2 separate regions of the Homo sapiens genome follow, and region 2 is linked to region 1. Evidence: chromatin loops called from intact Hi-C (ENCODE). Cell type or tissue: HCT116. All regions are shown on one strand. Links, peaks and the distances in the headings refer to the core of each region. The heading gives the core; the rest is flanking DNA.

Region 1 (11,538 bases), core at 1-8,000:
AGTGCTGGGAATATAGGCGTGAGTCACTGCGCCCGGCAAATTTTATTTTAAGTAGCCATATACAGCTAGTGGTTGCCACATTGGACAGTTAGGAATAGATCATACAAAATAGTACAGTGTTCCATTTAAAAACTTGCTCTAGCTGGGCACGGTGGCTCACACCTGTGATCCCTGCTACTTGGAAGGCCAAGGTGGTAGAATCACTTGAGCCCAGGAACTCAAGTCCAGCCTGAGCGACAGAGAAAGGACCCATCTCTCTCTATATATAAAAATAAGCTTGATCCATAACGTGGTGGTCAAGAAGCAGGTACCATGGCTGAGGCTCAAAAGATGGCAGCCTGCCGGGCACGGTGGCTCACACCTGTAATCCCAGCACTTTGGGAGGCCGAGGCGGGAGGATCATTTGAGCCTAGGAGTTCCAGATCAGCCTGGGCAATATAGTGGGACCTCGTCTATATAGAAAATTAACTAAAAAACCAGTCAGGCGTGGTGGCTCACACCTGTAATCCCAGCACCTTGGGAGGCCGAGGCAGGTGGATCACCTGATGTCAAGAGTTTGAGACCAGCCTGGCCAACATGGTGAAACCCTGTCTCTACTAAAAATACAAAAAAAATTAGCTGGGCATGGTGGCAGGCGCCTGTAATCCCAGCTACTCGGGAGGCTGAGGCAGGAGAATCAGTTGAACCCGGGAGGCAGAGGTTGCAGTGAGCCAAGATCACGCCACTGCACTCCAGCCTGGGCAACAAGAGGAAAACTCCATCTCAAAAAAAACACCAAAAAACAGAAAATTAAAAAGTCAGGCATGGTGGCATATACCTGTAGTCTACTCAGGAGCCTGAGGTGAGAGGATCGATTGAGCCCAGGAGGTCGAGGCTGCAGTGAGCTGTCATTGTGCCACTGCACTGCAGCCTGGGTGACAGAGCAAGACCTGTCTCAAAAACAATGGCAGCCTTTGCCACCTGAAAGCCCCGGGGGCCTCTGGCACCCTTGAGGGCTGGGGACACAGTCCTGGAATTATGTGTCTCAGCCTTTTTATGTCCACCTCGATTAATAACTTAGCTTTCCCTAACCAAAATGCCTAAACCAGCTGATGATGTTGGGGAAAGCTGTGTTATATCCCAGGCCAAACACTGGGATCCATGAGAGCTGGGAAAGCATCCTCATGTTTTTTTTGTTTTGTTTTGAGACAGAGTCTTGCTCTGTCACCCAGGCTGGAGTGCAGTGGCACCATCTCGGCTCACTGCAAACTCCACCTCCTGGGTTCACGCCATTCTCCTGCCTCAGCCTCCCGAGTAGCTGGGACTACAGGCGCCCGCCACTACGCCTGGCTAAGTTTTTTGTATTTTTATTAGAGATGGGGTTTCACCGTGTTAGCCAGGATGATCTCGATCTCCTGACCTTGTGATCCGTCTGCCTCGGCCTCCCAAAGTGCTGGGATTACAGGCGTGAGCCACCGCACCCAGCCCCTAATGTTTTTTAAAAGCATTTTTATACATGGTTTTATATCCAGCTCCTGTGAGTTACAGGTCGTGTGACACTGGAATGCTTAACCTTAGGTGTCCATAGAGCATCCCACTCACCTGGGAAGCCCCACAGCTGTCCTGTGACGGCGCGTCTTATTAGACGATCTGAGAGCAGGGGCTTCTCCCAAGGGGGCAGGGGAGACTTGCCAGGACTCAAGCTAGGGGTTTGCCACAGGTCACGTGATATCTCTTTAAGTTTTTATTAACAATGATAAGATCCTGTTATGTTGCCCAGGCTGGTCTTGAACTCCTGACCTCAGGCAGTCCTCCTGCCTTGGCCTCCCAAGGTGCTGGGATTACAGGCGTGAGCCACTGTGCCCGGCCTGAATTTTTTTAATTTACGTATTTTCTACTGCAGTTCCAAGTGAGGAAGTATTGGCTCCCTCCCAACATTTTAAATAAGCACACAGCTCTCCTTTGTAAAAGCAAGCCTGCATTTCACAGCGCGCCCTCACGTGGCGTGAGCCCCTCCTGAGAGCCGCCAGTGCCCCCGGTGCAGGCCTGCACGCATCTTCGTTTGCGTCACAACATGGGTGCCTCGGCTTCCAAAAAGATCCCAGTGGCTCGGAGCAGTTGGCTTTTCCCTGTTTGGGCCTCAGCGTCCCCCTTTTGAGAATAAAGGGGTTGAACTAGATCAGAAGTGAACTGGAAGACAAGTCCGGGCCACAGACGAGGACTGGAATGGGTTTTCACACTGAAGACAGGTGTCAGTGAGGGCCACTTTTGTTGCGAGTAACTGGCCTCCAGCTGGCTTGGAAATGTTCCTTAGGGCTGTTCCATTCTGCTCAGGAGCAAGGCCACCTGCACTGGCCCTGTTCACTCTGTCCTGCCCTCTGCAGTGAGGGCCACCAGCATTCTCTGCTGCAGCCCAAGGGAAAAAGTGGTGCTCGGTGCTCCGAGCTGCCCGGGACCCCTCTGAAAGCCAGGTCAACTAGTCCCCCAACCTGGGCGCATGGCTATGTGGTGGGCACCCTGGAAGCTCCGTACAGTCGGGAAGGGGGTGTGGACCAGGCATCGAGTGATGGGTGGTCAGCCAGTGTCCACACACACATTTTGGATTCTTGGATTCTTGCGGGAGATGGGGGATCACAAGATGTGTCCACCCTGGCCGCAGTCAGCCGCTTGGTGGCCTCGCTCTATAGTCTCCAGTTGCAGCCCAACCACTCTCGTAGTGGCTGCTGGTTTCGTGGCCTTAGTGGTCTCCTGTCTTGTTGGGGACACAGGACATGCAGCAGGCAGTGCCCGCGGGGCCCTGGGTGCCGGTGGCAGTGCTGCCTGTGGCTTGGAGGTGTCCCCCACTGCAAGGAAAGGGAACAGAGAGGAGGGCAGGTCTATGTTCAGTGACCACCACAGTGGGCTGAGTGTGAGGTATGCGGTTGAGACAGGGACGCAGGGAGGATGCTGTGAGACCCTTGGGGGCCACCAGATAAGAGGCACCGTATGTGCCAAGCCCCTGCCCTCGTGGGTCTCCTTTGCAGTGGAGAGGGAGGCAGAGAGGCTCCTGCCAGCCTTGTATCCAGAAGGAGTGCTGGGGTTTCAGGTCCCTGAGAAACATGCAGATGTTAAACGGGAAATCTGCCTGAACACGTCCAATATGTTTTTGTTGTTTCTGTTTTTGTTTTGTTGGTTTTTTGTTTTTTTGTTTTTTACAGATGGAGTCTCACTCTGTTGCCCAGGCTGGAGTGCAGTGGTGCAATCTCAGCTCACCACAACCTCTGCCTCCCTGTTCAAGCGATTCTCCTGCCTCAGCCTCCTGAGTAGCTGGGATTACCGGCGTGCGCCACCACACCCAGCTAATTTTGTATTTTTAGTAGAGACGGGGTTTCTCCATGTTGGTCAGGCTGGTCTCGAACTCCCGACCTCAGGTGATGCGCCCACCTCAGCCTCCCAAAGTGCTGGGATTACAGGCATGAGCCACTGTCCCTGGCCCAATACATATTTTAAAGTAAACATTGTATTACAGAATACCACAGACAGAAAAGCACACAATGAATTTTCATGATGTGACTCCGTATACCCAGCAGGACGTTCCCGGCCCCCACGATCACCCAGCATGGCCCACCTCCGTGACCATCCCTTCTCCAACACCAGACTCCCCAAGCCCTGGCACAGAGATGGCTGTCTGGGGTGGCCCCGTAGGGACAGTCGCTCAGTGCTGTGTGGTGACCTGCTGTCTGCACAGAAGCTGGTTCTGACTCTCCCATTGACGGGCGTCTGGTGTTTCTGGTCTGGGCTGTTTCTCCAGGGCTGCCCGAGTGTCTCGGTGCCCATGGGTGTGTGCCCTGCTTGTTCCTACAGGGAGCAGGATTGTTGGGCCCCAGGCATGCGTGCACGGGGTTGGCCCAACACTGAGTGGCTTCCAGCTGTCATCTTAAGCGTTCTTTTTCCTCCTCAGTCCTCCTGGCAGGAGTCGGTGCTTCTTGCTGCGTTCTTTGTGAGGATTTACTGGGACCTTTTTAAAGTCCCGTGGGGGCCCAGGAGGCTCTGAACAAGCTCCGGGGTGTGCTTGGGGTGGGTGGAGGGTGTTTCTGGTTTCTAGTTTGGGAAGCGCCTTCCCCTAGCATAAGCTGCACATGTGAGGGAGATGGTGTTGGCCCCAAGGAGTCAGATGACTCCAGTGGGAGAGGAGGGGAGGGCAGAGTGGAGTCAGGATTGGCATGAATCGTGCCTCAGGCCCAGCCATGGCCCTTCTGCAACAGAGTCCACGAATGCCAGCACCGTGAGCACATGCGACAGGCACCCTGGTGCATTTAAATCATAAATTAGCCCATCATAATCGCAGAGCATGCACCTCACACCAGCAAGGACTTCCTCTGAGGCCTGCTAGGGAAGCGTTGAGTGCCCCGCAGGAAGTCACTTTTGCGGCCATTTAAAGCCCTGTAGGATGTGCAAGGCAGGTCAGTGGCTTTGTGCTCCAGTGATGAAAAGCAGACAATGAATTGGCCCCAGATGCCCTGCCCAGGGGATCTGGGGAGGGTGGGACAGGTCTCAGGCACAGCCCTGGGGCTCCCAAACTGCCTTCCGTCTCCACAGCCTGTACACCCAACATGCAGTGGAGGCCATCCCAGAGGAGGCCTGGCCTGGGCCTCCATGTCCAGGAACGGCCTGCGCTCTAGCGCTGGCATCGGGCATGAGAGGGCCTCCCCTAAGTCAATCTTGAGAGGTCTGCGTGCTCCCTGAGACCCCCTGGGGGTGCTGGGACGCTTCCTGGGGCTGTCAGGACGGTGTGGCCGGGCCACAGGCTGGTTACACAGTGTTACACTGCCCTCTCCTGGGCGGCTGCCTGACTCCACTCCCTGTGTGCAGGCAGGAAAGAGTGTTAAACCCTCCAGGCTTTTTGGAGTGAGGGAAAGAAGGCGCGCACACACCTGGCCCTGGCTCGCCCTGGGTGGCAGGTGCTGGAAGGAGTTGCTCCCCACCCGAGCCCTGTAGGCACCTTTGCACTTTGGTTCCACCTTCTCTTTTCCTCAGTTTGAGCTTCCTACAAGATCCCTGGCTCTAGCAGCCCCAAAGCCAGTGGGGTTTTATTTTTATTTCCTGTTTCTTTGTCATGCTTCAGGAGTCAGCTCCCAAAAAGCACATCCCAGTCACTAGATTCTGCGTTCAAAAGACCGTGGCTGAGGACCTGTGGGATCTCTGTTTGCCCCGAGTCTGAGAGGTTCTGTTTGGCACAAATGTTTTCTTCTGTGATGTCGCTCTGTTGCTCAAGCTTCATTTTGTGAAACTGTTTCCGAGTTTAGCAGGCGGCTCGTTCACATGTGAGCTCCCGACATCACGGGTGACCCGCGCAGGCAGTGCCATGCTCTGTTCACGCTCTGACACCTGGGAGGGCCGCTACCGCCTTTCAGAGCGTTTTCTGTTCTTGCCTTATTCTTCCAAGTGAATTTAGACAGTCTAACAGATTGGGACAGGGCACTTTTAAACATCCCTTATGTTTTAGATGTCTTTACCTTCGGGTCTTATTAAAAATCTCCAATACAGGCCAGTCGCAGCGGCTCACACCTGTAGTCCCAGCACATTAGGAGGCCAAGGTGGAAGGATCACGTGAGCTCAGGAGTTCGAAACCAGCCTGGGCAACATAGCAAATCCCCATCTCTACCTAAAATAATTTTTAAAAGACCAATTCTAAGCCCTCCATAAACTTCTTTATCTTTCTCACAGAACGATGCCAACGGGACTGCAAAGCCGCCTTTTCTCAGGTAGGCGTGGCTTCCTACGTGAGCCTCAGTGTGTGACATTGCTCTTCCCTGTAGTGTCCCCCGGAAGGGCCTTCGGTGCCCAGCCCAGGGGGTCCAGCCTGAGAAAGGCCTCGGCCTGTGGAGCCATGGGGGAGTGCAGCCCCCTGCTCGCTTTACCAACTACTTTAGACCACGCTGGGAGCAGGGCTTCCCCACCCCAGAGTGACCCCCATGTCACACACAATGCAGGACTAAAGAGGTGTGGGTGCCCACGTCCAGAACGCTTAAAACCTGGGATCGTTCTGCAGCAGGTGGTATGGTGTAGGAATCATCACTGAACAAAACTTTCACACTCAGAAAACGCTGCTGGGACCTGTACAAGCTGGGGAGGTGGTCAGCCGCCCAGTCTCACAGGGCAAGAACGGGTTATTAGCACTGTTAAAATCCAGTTTCCCTCGTAGAGCAGAAGTTCTGAAAGATTTTTCTTATCCCCTGCAGCGGAGAAAACCCCTTTGCCACTGTGAAACTCCGCCCGACTGTGACGAATGATCGCTCGGCACCCATCATTCGATGAGAGGACAGCCAAGGACTCTCCCGGGCCTCTCCGGTTCTCCCTTGCGGAATGATGGGCGCATCCTGTCTGCCACGTGCTGACGGTCGGGAAGCTTCAGTGGAGAGGCCTAACTCTAATGTCGCCTGCTTAAGCAAATCATGCTTCTCTGTTTCACGTAGTTGGGTTGACAAGTTTCTGCCTTTAAGATAAATGAGTAATAGTCTAATGACCAGCTCAGCCATTTAAAATATTTTCTTCCTATTCTGTTCAAGAAACAGTAAACTTGGTTTCAATCTTTACTGTATTTTTTAAATGAATTTTTTCCTTAATAACAGCCAGAATAAGGGATAGTCTATGCTTTCAGGACTGGCTTTCTGCACCTGATATGAATGAGACCAGTTTTATTTTATAAAGCATGTGCTCTTAATAGCATTATGTCTAAAGAAGATATCACGTAAGTTTGCATCTTAGCATGCAAATCATAATTTTAAGCAATATAAATTATGAAAATACTATATAAATGTAATTTAACTTAAAATGTTTAAGTGTAGAGCTTCCAGAGATGGAGAAACCCCCACCCTCCCTCCAACCACGCCAGAGCTGTAGAGTGCTAAGACGCTTTGCCTGCCCTTATCACAGCCACACGTAGCACTCGACGAAATCTCCTCCGAGAGCTCCTTTTCTTGGTAGTTAGGAGTCGCCAACGGATTCGCTGCACACGGCCCATCCAGGACACAGGCCTGGGCGTCGGAGTCACGGCTCCTTGTGTTCTCACTCAGCTAGTTGGCCAAAGCTGCATCCATTACCAGTACACTCAAACTGCTCGGGGTCCTGGTTTCTCCGTGTTTGAATCAGGTACAGACTCTCAAAGGATACGTGTAAAGCCAGGATGACCTCTGGTGCCTGGAGAAGGGCGGGTTTTTCAGCCTAGCAGCCATGATGCCCTCGGAACCTGGCCCTATGGTATGGATGTGAGGACTACGCACTGGCTGCCCTGAGCCCGGGGCTGGAAATCATCTTTGGCTGCCAAGGATCTGGACCTATTTTGGAGTGGAGAGTCATGGTTAAAATTCCCAGCCCGGCCCAGGTACGGGAATCCCAGCATTTTGTGAGGCCGAGGCAGGGGGATCACCTGAGGTCAGGAGTCTCTACTAAAAATACAAAAATTAGACAGGTGTGGTGGTGGGCGCCACTCAGGAGGCTGAGGCAGGAGAATCACTTGAACCCGGGAGGCAGAGGTTGCAGTGAGCCAGATCATGCTGCTGCACTCCAGCCCGGCCGCTCACCGTGTGTGTTGCTGGGTGCTGGGGCTGTGACTTATCCCCTCTCCTTTAGCCTTGCCATAAGTGTAGTATCCTATGAGGCTGAGATTGGGAAAGGTTACATGCAGGTAAGCCAGTGGACGTGGCCGATGCTTCAGGCTCCTTCCAGCCAGGTCCAGCAGTGTTACCATCTGCTTCTCCTGGGAGGACAAACCAGGCACCCCCACCATGAAGGGGCTGCAGGCACCATGAACTATGTTAACAACCCCAGTCTGTACTACAGAAAGGGCTGCAGCCACATGAGAATTCAGTCCACACAAGCCCCATGGCCGTGTTCCCCACTTCAGCCACAGGGCTCAGGGAGCCCCATCTGGCGCTAAGGGGAACTGCTGGGGTGTGGGTGACACCTGGCCTTTGGCGTTCTGCCTTGGGGAGGTTTCTGGTTTTGTTACGGGGTGGAAGAATAGGACCTGGGGGTCTCGGATGCAACCTGCAGACCCCGTGGCTCACCCAACCCCAGGTTCTGCCTCCCAGACCAGAACGGGCATGGCCTGGTCCTTGGCACCGAGGTGCCTGCTCTGTAAATATCAAGGGATTACAACTTTAATAATAAAGCAGAACTTGAAAACATTTTCTTGAGCTGTAAGCGCCTGCTGAATACAACTGTGGTCAGGACTGGCCGGGGGAGCGATGGGGGTGTCGTTCCAGTCTTTCCTGGGTCTCTGAAAGCACCGAGTAAGCAGCACCAGGTCAACAATGGTATGAATCTCATTTATTGAAAACATTATTTCTCACCTTTCTCAAATTGAAGACTGCAAAAAATAAAAGCAGTGCTTTATTGAGTTGTCATGAGCCTCGGGCGGGAGCAGCAGCACTGCCTCTCCACGCTCCGGGAAACCGCAGCTGGCGTGTGCCACATCGGTCCCACCTCGCTTTACAAAACAGTCCTGAAGCTTAATCAAATAAAATTATTGTACACAACATTTACATTAGAAAAAGAGAGCTGGGTGTAGGAAAGCCGGGCCTGGTGTTCCCTTTAAGCGAAGGTGGCTCCACAGTTGGGGCATCGTCGCTTCCTCAAGGCAAAACAGCAAATGAACCCAAAGGGGAAGAGGATGATGGCCAGGAAGATGCCCAGGAAGGTGAAGCAGTCCTCCAGCACCCCAACCCTGCAGCAGAGACGGGCAGAGAGGGTGGCACCGTAAGGACCCGGGCAGCCAGAACCCTCACCCCTGCCACCCTTGCATTCAATAACCAACCAGTGGCCATGAGTCACATGGGGACCTCTGGCGAGTGACAGAAAACAGCCCCCCACCCCACCACCCAGCTACAGCCCACTGGCCTGGAGAGCCCCAAGAACCAGCTGCACGTACCCGTTCATGGAATGGCCATAGTTATTTAATCACTACATGTAACATTCAAAGAAAACGGGAAGAATAAAACAGTTGAAAGGACTCATCAGTTAACCTTGAAAGGCAAGGCAGGGTGTGTGGTGGCTCACGCCTGTAATCCCAGCACTGTGGGAGGCGGAGGCGGGTGGATCACCTGAGTTCAGGAGTTCAAGACCAGCCTGGCCAACACGGTGAAACCCTGTCTCTACTAACAATACAAAAATCTGCCAGGCGTGGTGGCACATGCCTGTAGTCCCGGCTACTTGGGAGGCTGAGGCAGGAGAATCGCTTGAATCCAGGAGGCAGAGGTTGCAGTGAGCCGAGATTAAGCCACTACACTCCAGGCTGGGCGACAGAGCGAGACTCCATCTCAAAAAGTAAAACCTTGAGAGATGGCCGGGCGCGGTGGCTCACGCCTGTAATCCCAGCACTTTGGGAGGCCGAGGCGGGTGGATCATGAGGTCAGGAGATCGAGACCATCCTGGCTAACAAGGTGAAACCCCGTCTCTACTAAAAATACAAAAAATTAGCCGGGCGCGGTGGCGGGCGCCTGTAGTCCCAGCTACTCAGGAGGCTGAGGCAGGAGAATGGCGTGAACCCAGGAAGCGGAGCTTGCAGTGAGCCGAGATTGTGCCACTGCAGTCCACAGTCCGGCCTGGGCGACAGAGCGAGACTCCGTCTCAAAAAAAAAAAAAAAAAAAAAAAAACAACCTTGAGAGGCATGATCATTTTGGTGCCACAAGCCACATACATCTGCTCTTAGAAAAGGAGCAACTAGCAGCTTAGTGATCCAGTCAGGTTTGGGCTTTTATTCGATTTCCGTTCCTTTGGTAGCGGGGGTGGGTTAATGGGAGACTACAGTCGGCCATGTTCACACAATGTCTGAAGGCCACTTATTTTGAGAAATGTGATCTCAAAGCCGCCTCTTCAACAAAGTTCAATGTTTGTAACAGACTAAAGACACCTGCAGGCCATCCCTCAAATCCTGCGCCAGTGAGCCTAGGTTCAGTGACCTGAAATCATCATCGAACCCAACTGTCAGTTTCAGAGGCCCTAAAAGTAGGAAGCCAGAAGCCTAGTGCTCAGCTCAGCTCCTTAGGCTATTTCTGGAAAGTTCTGGACACAGCTGAAATTAACCACACTAGCCAGCTCAGCCCAAATGAGAAAAGCTTTGCTCCCACCAGACAGGCAGACCCCAACGGGCTCCTTCTGGGCCTCCTGGGGGCCCAAACCCCCCATCCAGCCAGTGCTGGAGTGAGTGGACAGAAAAACACAACAGGGTGGGGCTGTCTGATAGATGATGGGACCTGGTGCTTAGGGGGGAAGGGGAGCCTACAGCAAGGCAGTGCAGCCGCCTGCCTGCGACAGGGAAGCATGACTACCTGTGCCTTGCTAAGGGGAGAAAACTTGGCCATCTGGGGGACCCTACTCCCATCCCAGCCCCCTGGATGTTTCCAGCTGCTTCCTGGGGGTCTGGACTCATGAGGGCCACTGCCCCCACCCCTGCTGGGCAAAGCAGGCTGGGGAGCCCAAACCCCACCCACAGAACCTGTTCCCTGCTTCTCCGGGGATTATGGAAAAATAAACCAGAATATTCTGAAGTCGGGCTTTCCACTGCTGAAAGAAAAAGTTGCAAAGTGCAGTGGCTCATGCTTGTCATCCCAGCACTTTGGGAGGCCGAGGTGGGTGGATGACCTGAGGTCAGGAGTTCGAGACCAGCCTGGTCAACATGGTGAAACCGCGTTTCTACTAAAAATACAGAAATTAGCTGGGCGTAGTGGTGGGTACCTGTAATCCCAGCTACTCGGGAAGCTGAAACAGAATTGCTTGAACCTGGGAGGCAGAGGTTGCAGTGAGCTGAGATCGTGCCACTGCACTCTAGCCTGGGCAACAAGAGCAAAACTCCGTCTCAAAAAAAAAGAAAAAAGAAAAAAACTTCATGCCCACCTGCCTCCCTCTAGCCTACTCAGGGAGGTCCCTTCAGCAATCTCCAGTGGAGTAGGACACCGTGGCTCACGCCTGCAACTGCAGCACTTTGGGAAGCTGAGGCGGATCGCTTAAAGCCAGCAGTTCAAAACCAGCCTGGGCAACAAAGACCCCTCCCTACAAAAATTTAAAATTAGCCAGACACAGTGGTATGCATTTGGAAAAGGGGGATTGTTCAGCCGATTTTGGGAAACTTTTCTCCTACAGTCCCTATGTCCATTCGTTCTCAAAAGGCTCTGAGAAGTCCTGCAGCACTCTTATACCCAGTGTTTCCCAAACTCACACAACGCCACCTGTCTGTGTGGAGGGGCTGAGCTGGGCTGCAGGGCACACCATGAAGCTCCAAGGCAAAGCCAAGCAGAAGACCAGAGTCTGCCAGGAAAGTTTCTACTTCCTGTGTGGGCTTTTACAAATGTGTCCCCTATTTAAGCCCCAGAAGGTCGTCAGGCCACCACACTTGTTCAGCCTTGCCCAGGGCTGCCCCTGCCAGTCCAGACTGGGCAGGACACCTCCGCCCAGCCCTGCCGACTGCAGCACGCCCTGCCTGGCTCCAGGACCTTCTCCCCCAGGTGCCACAGCTCCCAAGACCACACAGTCGAGGTGGGGGAGCCTCGGGAAGGCCAAGCACCAGCTGTGTCCCCACA
Region 2 (11,775 bases), core at 2,183-10,182, 450 kb before region 1:
TACCATTTTGTAAGCCCCCTGCCATTTCGCAGACTTTGGTCAAAGTGAAACATCTCACGGGGGTTCGGGCGGTGAGGTGAGAAACAGCCCGCCCAGCTGCCTGACTTGATCACATTCTGTTGGGAAAAAGTCCGAGGAACATCACTATCTCATTCTGTGGGAACAAGGGTCAAACTGCCTCATCATGGGAACGTCTTATAAACATCTTCCCAGGCTGCAAGCCACACTGCCCAGACCCCTCCCGTGCATACCTGTAAGTACCGCAGCCTGTAGGTGATGGTAGGCACTGGCATTAAGCCGGTGCCCCACCTCTGTAGGTCTTATGCTGGACATAAAGCCTGCATTTGCTGTAGAGCCTCCACGCTCTTTCTTTAACCCTCACCTTCCCTTCAAAACCTAATAAGAATGATCTCCCAGGATCCTCCCCACCACGCTGGCCTCCTGGTCCCTCTTGTGTGCTGGGCAGTTCTGGGCCTTGGGGTGGTTCAGAGCCCTCCCGATTGGCTAAGCATTTCCCCTAATCTCTATCACATTCTCAACTCCTAAACAGAATCCGGCTTCTCCGGGAAGAATTGGCAACTGGCTGGATGGGAAAACACAGCTCGAGTCTCAGATGCATCTGGGAATCACCTTGTCTGGGGCCTGGCTGTCTCTTCCCTGCCGTTCGTTGGAGCCTGCCCTGGGCTGTTGCCTGGGCTGCAGGGATCCTGAGCGGCTGAACCAGGAGGAAACTCTGTCCGGATCCTCCCTGGGGGCCCTGGTATGCAGCTCTCATCAGCAGCCCCAGCCCCGCTCATCACCACTTCCCTCCAGACACATTGGATCTCCACTTATTTGGTCTTTGGTTTCTCTCAATAATATTTCACAGTGTTCTGAGTAGAAGTCTTATGTCCCTTAGCTCTTAAGAAATTGCCCCCCGTCTCTACTAAAAATACAAAAAATTAGCCGGGCGTGGTGGCGGGTGCCTGTAGTCCCAGCTACTCGGGAGGCTGAGGCAGGAGAATGGCGTGAACCCGGGAGGCGGAGCTTGCAGTGAGCCGAGATTGCGCCACTGCACTCCGGCCTGGGCAAAAGAGCGAGACGAAACTACAATAAGAAATTGCCAAACTATATTCCAAAGTGGCTGTGCTATATTCTGTTCCCACTAGCAGCGAATGGGAGTTAGAAAGGTTCCATATCCTGGCCAGGTGGCTCATGCCTGTAATCCCAGCACTTTGGGAGGCCGAGGCGGGTGGATCACCTGAGGTCAAGAGTTCGAGACCAGCCTGACCAGCATGGTGAAACCCTGTCTCTACTTAAAAAAAAAAAAAAAAAAAAAAAAAAAAAATTAGCCAGGCATGGTGGCGCATGCCTGTAATCCCAGCTACTTGGGAGGCTGAGGCAGGAGAATCACTTCAACCCGGGAGGCGGAGGTTGCAGTGAGCCAAGATCATGCCATTGAACTCCAGCTTGAGCAATAGAGTGAGACTCCATCTCGAAAAATATATATATATAAAAGAAATGTTCCATATGCTTGCCAACACTTGCTTTTTGTTGCTTGTTTGTATTAGAGACAGGGTCTTGCTCTGTCGCCCAGGTGGGACGGTGGTGGCATGACCATAGCTCACTACAGCCTCAAACTCCTGGGTTCAAGTGATTCTCCCACCTCAACCTCCTGAGTAGCTGGGACTGTAGGTGCACACCACCATGCCCATCTAATTTATTTTAATTTTTTGTAGAGATAGGATCTCTCTATGTTGCCCAGGCTGGTCTCAAACTCCTGAGATCAGGTGATCCTCCCACCTTAGCCTCCCAAAGTGTTGGGATTACAGGCGTGAGCCACCACACCTGGCCATCAACCCCTGTTAATGTTCATCTTTTTCATTACCTATCCTAGTGGGTATGAAGCGTTGTCTCGTTGGTAAGTATCTCTAATAGTCTAATGACTAAGCATGGTGAGTATCTTTCCATGGGCTTCTTGGCTATGTGTATACCTTCTTTGGAGAAATATTCATCCAAATCTCTTGCCATTCAAAAAATTGGGTTAGCTTTCTTCTTTATGGTTGAGTTGTAAGAGTTCTTGTTTTCTGAATTCTAGACTTTTATCTAGATATATGATTTGCAAACATTTTGCCCATTTTTTAGGTCGTCTTTTCAGTTTCTTGATGGTATCCTTTGAAACACAGAAGTTTTAAATTTTGATGAGGTTCAATTTGTCTGTTTTCTTCTTTGGTTGTTTTGTGCTTTAGGTGTCAGATCTAGGTACGTTCCTTTACTTTTAACCGAGTGGAGTTTCTGTATTTAAAGTGGGTATGTTGTAGATCGCATATTGTTAAGTCTTGTTTTACCTTTTTATCCACTCTGACAATTTCTGTTTTTTAAACGATACATTTATATTATTTGCCTTTAAAATGATGATTTCTATAGTTGGATTAATATCTGCCATGTTTGTAGCTGTTTCTAATTTTTGCAGTTTGTTTCTTTTCTCTCTCTCTCTTTTTTTTTTTTTTTTTTTTTTGAGGCGGAGTTTTGCTGTTTGGCCCAGGCTGGAGTGCAGTGGTGAGATCTCGGCTCACTGCAACCTCTGCCTCCCAGGTTCAAGCGATTCTCGTGCCTCAGTCTCTTGAGTAGCTGGGATTACAGTTGCCCTTCACCATTCCAGGCTACTTTTTGTATTTTGAGTAAAGATGGGGTTTCACTTTGTTACCCAGGCTGGTCTCACACTCCTCTGGGCTCACGTGATCCTCCTGCCTCTGCGTCCCAAAGTGCTGGGATTACAGATGTGTGCCACCGCACCCAGCCTGCACTTTGTTTCTTATTATTCTGCCTCCTGTGGTTTTTATCTTTTTATTTTTATTTTTATTTTTTTGATGGGGTATTACTCTGTCAACCAGGCTGGAGGGCAGTGGTGTAATCTCGGCTCACTGCAACATCTACCTCCCAGGTTCAAGTGATTCTCCTGCCTCAGTCTCCCGAGTAGCTGGGACTACAGGCACACGCCATCATACCCAACTAATTTTTGTAGTTTAAAAACAAAATTTTTTTTTTGAGATGGAGTTTTGTTCTTGTTGCCCAGGCTGGAGTGCAATGGCACGATCTCGGCTCACTGCAACCTCCGCCTCCTGGGTTCAAGTGATTCTCCTGCCTCAGCCTCCTGAGTAGCTGGGATTACAGGCATGTGCCACCACACCTGGCTGATTTTTGTATTTTTATTTATTTATTTTTTTTGTGGTAGAGACGGGGTTTCATCATGTTGGCCAGGCTGGTCTCGAACTCCTGACCTCAGGTGATCCTCCCACCTTGGCCTCCTAAAGTGCTGGGATTACAGGAGTGAGCCACTGCGCCCAGCCGTATGGTTTTAATTAAGCATTTTATTATTTCCTTTTGTTTACTCTCACAGCATCTCATTTATACTTAATTTTGTTTTCTTAGTGGTTCCCCTAGAGTTTGTGATACACAGATGCTCTTTGACTTAGGTGGGGTCATGCTCCAGTAAGCCCATCATAAATTGAAAAAGCCATAAACAGAAGATGCATTTAATACATGTTAATCTACCAGACATCGCCACTTAGCCTTGCCTACCTTAAAAGTGCCCAGAACACTTACCTTAGCCTCCAGTTGGCAAAATTACCTGGCGACACAGAACACTGTAGGGTATTGGTTGTCTACCCTGGTGATCACATGGCTTCCTGGGAGCTGCAGCTGCTCAGCGTTGAGAGAGTATTGGACTGCATAGCACTAGACCCAGACGAGATCGAAATTCAAAGTATGGATTCTACCGAATAGGTTTCCCTTTCACACCACTGCAAAGTTGAAAAATTATAAGTTGAGCCACTGTGAAGTGGGGACTGTCTGAACATTTTCTTTCTTTTCTTTTCTTTTCTGACAGAGTCCTGCTCTGTTGCCCAGGCTGCAGTGCAGTGGCACGATCTTGGCTCACTGCAACCTCTGCCTCCCAGGTTCAAGCAATTATTTGCCTCAGCTTCCTGAGTAGCTGGGGTTACAGGCGCCCACCACCATGCCTGCCTAATTTTTGTATTTTTAGTAGAGATGGGGTTTCACCATCTTGGCCAGGCTGGTCTTGAACTCCTCACCTTGTGATCCACCTGCCCCAGCCTCCCAAAGTGCTGGGATTACAGGTGTGAGGCAACGTGCCCAGCCCTCTCTTTTTCTTTTTCTCTCTCCTTCCTTCCTTCTACACTTCCCTCTCTCCCTCCCTTTCTCTCTCTCCCCTTCCTTCCTTCTCTCCCTCTCTCTCTTCCTTCCTTCTCTCCTTCCCTTTCTCTTCCCCCATTCCTTCCTCTCTCCCTCCCTGCCTCTCCCTCTTTCTCCTTTCTCTCCTTCCTTTCTTCTCTTCTTCCCTCTTTCTCTCCCTCCCTCCCTGCCTCTACTTCCCTCTCTTTCTCTTCCTTCTCTCCTTCCCTTCCTCTCTCCCTCCCTCCCTCTCCTTCCTTCTTTCCCTCTTTCCCCTCTCTCCTTCCTTTCCTCCCTCTCTCTGTATTTTTGCAGCAGGGTCTCACTCCATCCAGATGGGACACCGTGAACACAGCAGCTAGATGGAACATAGGCTGGGGATTGGGCAGAACTGAGTGTGAATTGCAACACTGACCTTGAGATTTGACCTTGGCCTTAGGCAAGTCACTTAACTTCTCTGTTTCCTCATCCGCAAGGCAGTAATAATACGTACCTTGCAGGGAGGTTGTGCAAAGTGAAGGAGATGAGAGAGTGCTCAACCTGGTACAAACCTACAATAAATTGCAGCGATGATGGTAATAACTATAAGTTCCCTGAGTGGCATTGTTCTCTCATTGTTCACCCTCTACCCACCCACTCTAACCCAAATGCAGAACAGCTGCTGCGCAGGTCCCCTTGGGCCCACATCTGCCTTTGACCTAGTATAGGCAGTTGCTAGTTTGTTTTTTCTTTCTCTGAGATTGTCCTTCAGCCTCATCTCTATACCTCAGGGTTAACCTGTTAACCTCAGGTTAACAGGTTAACCCTGCAAGACTTGGGGACAGGCTGTGTGGCTTGCTCCCTTTTTCACAGTAACTCCTCAGGACCCACAACCTTGAAGGAGCCCTGCAGATGCAGCCAGGAAGCCTAGCTTCAAAGGCACAAGGTGTGCACATTTGCCTTTGATTGAGAATGAGTAGTCTGGTGCACCTTTCTTTAATTTAGATAGGAGCCCACAATTTGTCAAGAGACAAATGGATGCGGGGCGTGGGAGGAACACAATTCAATGCTCTTCGGGTTTGGATGGTGAACAGATGTGCAATTCCTGGCTCTTCCAAGCTGTTGTCCGCAGACATGAGAATCACCTGCACACTCTCCACTTTGCACAATGAGAAGGAACAAGGTTGGAATAGACCCAGGGGATGTGCCTACAGGGTGTGGAACCTTCTAAGTCACCTTCAGAAAAGGCTCTGCCTAAAGAGAAGAACCGTATTGCTCAGAGCAAGGCATTGACTTCTGGTTGGATTGTAAGATCCACAGGCTGGCCACCCTGGTGGTCCTCCTGCTCTGCTGATGTGTCCCCATGTAACTGCCCCCTCATCCCAGCAGGTCAGATGATCACAGACACAGCCCCCATCCCAGCTGGCAGCGGATGGGACCCCTGATTACAGGAGACTTTTGGCTGGGGAGAGTCTAAGAGGGGACAGGCTGCAGAGAAAGTGTGAGAGGCACCATCTGCAGCAATGTCCTGGGTCAAAGCCCCTGCCCCAGGGTCCAGTGGGGAGGCTACCTCTCTAGGCTCAAACTAGAACTGCTTTAAGGGAGACAGGGGCCTTGTAGGGGAGACACTTCCATGGTAGAAAGGCCCCAGCCCCTGGCAGGGGAGGCTATGATCCAGGCCTGCACACTGCTATGTCCTGGGATCAACTGTCTCTCATACCTAGATCCATATGTTGAAATTCTAAACCCCAGGACCTCAGAATGTGACTTTGTTTAGAAACGGGGTCTTTACAGAGTTATAAATGAGGCTGGGTGTGGTGGCTCATGCCTATACTTCCAACACTTTGGGAGGCTGAGGTGGGAGGATCGTTGGAGCCCAGGAGTTTGAGACCAGCCTGGGCAACAAAGTGAGACCTGAACTCTACAAAAAAATAAAAATAAAAACATTAGCTGGGGATGGTGGCTCCCCCTTGTAATTCCAGCACTTTGGGAGGCCAAGGTGGGAGGATCACTTGAGTCCAGGAGTTATGGACTAGCCTCAGCAACAAAGAGCGACCCCAACTCTACAAAAAAATCAGAAAAATTAGCTGGGCGCGGTGCCTTCCATTTGTAATTCCAGCACTTTGGGAGGCCAAGGTGGGAGGATCACTTGAGTCCAGGAGATAGAGACTAGCCTGGGCAACATAGTGAGGCCTCATCTCTAAAAAAATAAAATAAAATTAGGCAGGCATGGTAGCACACGCCTGTAGTCCTAGCTACTCGAGAGGCTAAGGCAGGAGGATTGCTTGAGTCTGGGAGGTTGAGGCTGCAGTGAGCTGTGATTGTACCACTGCACTCTGGCCTGGGCAACACAGTGAGACCTTGTCTCAAAAAAACAAAACAAAACAACACAACACAACACAACACAAAACAAAACAAAACAACAAAAAACAAAAAACAAACCAAAAACCTGAGGGTGGTTTTGAGAAACCCCTGAACTTACATAGCTGAGGTCTTGCAGTTTGGCTACCGCTGGATACAAGCCCACACCACCAGGGGGCGCCGTGGTGAGAGAGTGAGCCTGGCTCAGGTGAGAAAGCCTCCTCTTGGAATAAGTGAGTGTTCTTTTCCCAAACAAGAGGGAACAAGCCAGACACCTCATTATTAGCTCATATTCCTTTCCTCTCCTTTTTCTGAGCTGGAGCTAGGAGCCTCTCCACTCTTCCATGGCAGAAGGCTGACAAAAATGCACTGTGAAACCCCGCCGGTGAGAACAGAGCTTCTCCACCTCCGCCATTGTTCTCCTGAACTTCTTTAATTCTTCGTTTTAAAATATTTATGAAAGGAGTGTTTCTAGACCCAAAATGTAGTTTTAGACCTGAATGGTCTAAATGGTAGAATGTGTCACTGTATCGCCAACAGCGATTAGAATTCATGAAGCCCACAGGATGACTCTCCCTGCAGCTGATCCGCCTTTTCAGGGTCATTATTAAGGAACTGGTTTCGGGGAGGGAGGGAGGTCCTGTTTCTCTTTCCTGCATGGCTTGGACTCCTGACAAGGACACACGGACAATTCCCTTTTATTACATCTGAGCCACCTCCAGTTTTCCACAGTTCTGCGATCATTAAAATAACATGGAAGGCCAGGCGTGGTGGCTCACACCTGTCATCCCGGCACTTTGGGAGGCCGAGGATGGCGGATCACCTGACATCAGGAGTTCGAGACCAGCCTGGCCAACATGGCAAAACCCTGCTTCCACTAAAAATACAAAATTAGGCAGGGCATGGTGGCTCACACCTGTCATCCCAGTACCTTGGGAGGCTGAGGCAGGCAGATCACGAGATCAGGAGTTCAAGACCATCCTGGCCAACATGGTGAAACCCCGTCTCTACTAAAAATACAAAAATTAGTTGGGCGCGGTGGCGGGCACCTGTATTCCCAGCTACTCAGGAGGCTGAGGTAGGACAATCACTTGAACCCGGGAGGCAGCGGTTGCAGTGAGCCAAGATTGGGCCACTGCACTCCAGCCTGGGCAACAGAGCAAGACTCCTTCCCAAGAGAAAAAAAATAAGTGATATAGAAGACTAATGATACCCCAAAATCACCACGTAGGAAAATTAGCTTTCTCATTGTTTGAAGACAATCTTCAGAGTGTTTCCTTGTCAGGGCAGAGCAGCCTTAAACCCTCGGTTGGGTTTCCTTTCATCCTGATTCATCTGCCTAATTCTTGGGAGGATTCCACTTTGAAAATGTAATTGACCATAGGCGAAACAAAGGCCATTGATGGCTTTGCGAGAGAGCATGTGTATACGGTATTTGATGGGCTAATTTTACCGTGTTTTAATTACAACCCTGGATAGCATAATAAATTTGTGTTCAATTAGGCTGAAGTCATCAACTGCTGAATACATTATACATTTTGTTAAATCAGCACAACTGATGTTATAAGCTTCACTGTAATATCAAGCAAAGATGCTGTTGTCAGATGAACTTAGCCTCCCAATCCCTATTCAAACATGTATGCATAGACATAGAATTGGTTAAATAAAGAAATAACAACTTTATCATCAATATGAATGTGGACATAAAATCCAAGCATGAAGCGTAGAGCAAAGTCCACAAGAGATCTGTAATGCTCTCTGCCTGCACGGCTGTAAGCTACAGAAATAGGGTGGTCATTCAGGCAAAACTCACTCTCCTGCTGAACAGGAGGAAGCAGAAAGGTTCAGGCTTGATCACCACAACTTTGACCCATAGCTGCAGCAGATATTTTGAATGAAGTGCAGATTAAATATTCTAGCTTTTGGGCAGGGCGCGGTGGCTCACGCCTGTAATCCCAACACGCTGGGAGGCCAAGGCAGGTGGATCACGAGGTCAGGAGATGAAGACCATCCTGGCTAATACGGTGAAACCCCGTCTCTACTAAAAATACAAAAAATTAGCCAGGCATGGTGGTGGGCGCCTGTAGTCCCAGCTACTTGGGAGGCTGAGGCAGGAGAATGGTGTGAACCTGGGAGGTGGAGCTTGCGGTGAGCCGAGATCACGCTGCTGCAGTCCATCCTGGGCGACAGAACAAGACTATCTCAAGAAAAAAAAAAATTCTAGCTTTTTTTTTTTGTTGTTGTTGTTCTAGCTGGAAAAATAAACCAAAATGGTGATTAAGAACTGGAGTGGACATCACTAGTGTTCACCAGTATCCCATTCTCCTCTCCTTCCTAGCACAAGGATGCCACATCCTTGACAGTAGGCCAGTCTGTGCAACTAGATCTGGCCAATGATATATAGTATAAGAAGTGTCATTAAAAACAGCAAAAAACAGACAAAAGAAGTGGCATATGTCCCTTTTGTGCCAAGGCACTGAACAGATGTCTCAATTCTCCAGTCTCTCTTCTTCCCTTGTCTTGATGATTGAGAAGGCTTCCATAAGCCTGGATCCCTGAGTGACTGTGTGGAGGAAAGCATATCCAGCCTTTCCTCCTGGCCCTGTCTGCACATGCTGGATATACACGATGAGCGAGAAAGAAATCATTGTTGTATTAAGTCACTGAGATGTTGGAGTTATTTGTTAATGCACAAAGCTTCTCTTAATGACTAATATAAGAATTAAAAAATCATTGAGGCTGGGCACGATAGGCTCATGCTTGTAATCTCAGCACTTTGGGAAGCTGAGGTGGGAGGATTGCTTGAGCCCAGGAGTTCAAAACTAGCCTGGGCAACATAGTGAGATCCCGTCTCTACAAAAAGTAAAAAAAGAAAATTAGCCAGGTGTGGTGGTACACACCTGTAGTCCCAGCTACTCTGGAGGATGAGGTGAGAGGATCGCTTGAGACCAGGAGGTTGAGGCCACAGTGATCTGTGAGCATGTCACGGCACTAACAGAGTGAGACCTTGTCTAAAAAAAATAATTGAAATATGATAAAATATGGTAAAACCCAAAAAGAACATCAGCTTGGGCCATCAATTTATTGTGTCTCTGATGAGAGAGCTTTAATGAAGCCAAGACAGTCTCTTGGAGGGCTTGGGGTCATTATTTTGGTCATTAATGGTTAATGTACACTAATATGCCACTGTGTCTTTGTCTCTTGGCACCTGGGCCATAGTTTTGACCTGACCTTCCTAGGTCCTATGTTTATAAAATATACCTAGAACTTCATTCATTCATTCGTTCATTCATATATTCTAAGCATCAGGGTATGTTAGGGACTGTACCAGGAGCTGAAGGGGGAGTTATTGGGAGTTCATCACGTGGTAGGCACGGTGCCACAATATTTCACGCATTATCAGGCTTAATGCTCACCCCACTACACGTGGCAGGAGGCATACTCATCTGCATTTTAGGGAATTGGAGGAAGGAAGGAACTTGTTCAAGGTGCACCTCCAGGGAGCTGCCAAAGCAGAATCTGAGCCTGACCTTTGGATCTGAGAAACTGCACTTTAGCCACTGCCCAGTGGTAGCAGGATGACTGCCTGCCAGCCACGCTTCTGAAATGCCAACCTGTTCTTGTCACTCCTCTACTCAAGCCCTTCAAAGACTCCCTACTGCTCTTGGGATAAAATCCCATGTCTTCAGCCTGGCCTCAAGGCCCCTGCAAGCAGGTTCATGCCTGCCTCGGCCACCCCAACCTGAACATAAAATCCTGCTCTTTTCTGTCTCAGTGGGTTGAGGGCTGTTTCCTTTGCTGTATTCACTGCCCCATCAGTGTGACATCTGTGTCCAGCTGTGAAACCTTTCCTCTTTCAGGAGCCAACTCCCAGGCTTCCGTCCCATCCATGTGGGTACCTGGGCTGCTGGGTGTTGAAAATCACCAGTGCCTGTCACATGATTCCCCCATGGGACTCACTGTGAGGCCACGGGCTCCTCTTTTCCAGGTAAAATTATTTGCGGGTCACCTGGGGAAGATATCACAGACATCCCAGGAAGGTGCGAATTAAACTTCACAGAACACATAGATTTTAAGAGGAGCTGAGCGGCAGGGCATGGAGGCTCCTGCCTGTAAATCCCAGCACTTTGGGAGGCCAAGGTGGGTGGGTCACTTGAGGTCAGGAGTTTGAGACCAACCTGGCCAACATGGTGAAACCCCGTCTCTACTAAAAATACAAAAATTAGCCAGGTGTGGTGGCGCACGCCTGTAATCCCAGCTACTCCAGAGGCTGAGGCTTGCGAATCACTTGAACCCGGGAGGCGGAGGTTGCAATGAGTTGAGATTGTGCTACTGTACTCCAGCCTGGGCGATAGAGCGAGACTTCGTCTCAAAAAAAAAAGTGTCAGACTTTTAGTTATCACCACTTACCCCTCTTTTTCTCTTCCTTGGTGTCCATCCCTCCTGTAGCATTGGCGTGGTTCACTCCCAGCTGGACACCCACCTTGGACCAAGGTCCCTCAACGTTGTCTCGTGGGCTCAGCTTAGTGCTTGCTGCATAGCAGGACTCAGAATATCCAAACACGTTTCATGTGGGGTGACTCTGGCAGATCTGAAATGACAGACGGCCCCTTGGCGGGGCAGCCGCAAGTCCCAGTAATGCCAGCACTAGCTCCGAGAGGGAAAATTCATTCCTCAACCGCTTCCTGGAGACCCTTCTCCTATGAACAGAGAGTTGTGACTGCCTGCAGCTGATTAGGCCCTTTTGATCCTAAATAGCAGGGATTAGCACTCATGGTCCTTCATGGTTAAAGAGGTCACAGCTGAAGGAAGAGCTGGAGAGAGCCGCCTCTTTCCGCCTAAACTCGGCCCAGCTCCTGAATCTCGAGAGCCCGGATGGATGCTCTGCAGGTGGTGTATTTATCTGAACAAAACCTCCACCTCCCAGGCCCACCCTAGATACTTGATGGGAACCTGGAGGTGACACCTGTCATCTCAAAACGTTCCGCCCATGGCTGGGGTGGTGCTCAGATTCTGGAACTGAAGACAAGACCAGCACACATCCTCCTTTTCATCCCTATCTGCCTCTAACACCAAGGTGGTGGGTGTTTCCTGCGGGTCAGGAAGCTGCAATGTTCTTCCCAGATGTATGCATCTCTCCCCAGGACAGCTGTTCCCAATCCAGGCTGTGCACTTCAATCACAGACTCTTTAGGGTGGGGCCCATGCATCAGTGTTTATTTTTATTTATTTATTTATTTATTTATTTATTTATTGTGATCCT

What was found. Hi-C counts contacts between places; a loop is a spot of excess contacts. Peaks named below come from ENCODE experiments on the same cell type or tissue, not always from the same donor. Only the 100,000 strongest peaks of a DNase experiment are listed, where the experiment ranks them.
Region 2: it touches region 1 in a loop (12-fold over the local background); 16 of 110 quality-filtered maps call a loop at or near these places.

What each region holds. Positions count from the first base shown.
Region 1 is chr7:98,288,259-98,299,796 of GRCh38, reverse strand. It overlaps BAIAP2L1 (BAR/IMD domain containing adaptor protein 2 like 1), which reads left to right. Exons shown (of 14, transcript NM_018842.5): 13 at 5,686-5,723; 14 at 6,201-8,147. The coding sequence ends at 6,276. It overlaps BRI3 (brain protein I3), which reads right to left. Exons shown (of 3, transcript NM_015379.5): 3 at 8,252-8,686. The coding sequence ends at 8,554. Among named protein-coding and RNA genes, the nearest start is that of BRI3, 12 kb to the right of the region's middle. RefSeq lists enhancers at 2,657-3,158, 4,492-4,721 and a silencer at 3,769-3,883. In HCT116, for the core only: CTCF peaks have their summits at 4,776 (motif pointing left) and 7,906; a DNase peak (open chromatin) is centred at 4,786; H3K27ac peaks cover 1,116 bases.
Region 2 is chr7:98,740,817-98,752,591 of GRCh38, reverse strand. No RefSeq gene overlaps it. Among named protein-coding and RNA genes, the nearest start is that of TMEM130, 120 kb to the left of the region's middle. In HCT116, for the core only: a CTCF peak has its summit at 6,687 (motif pointing right); a DNase peak (open chromatin) is centred at 6,701.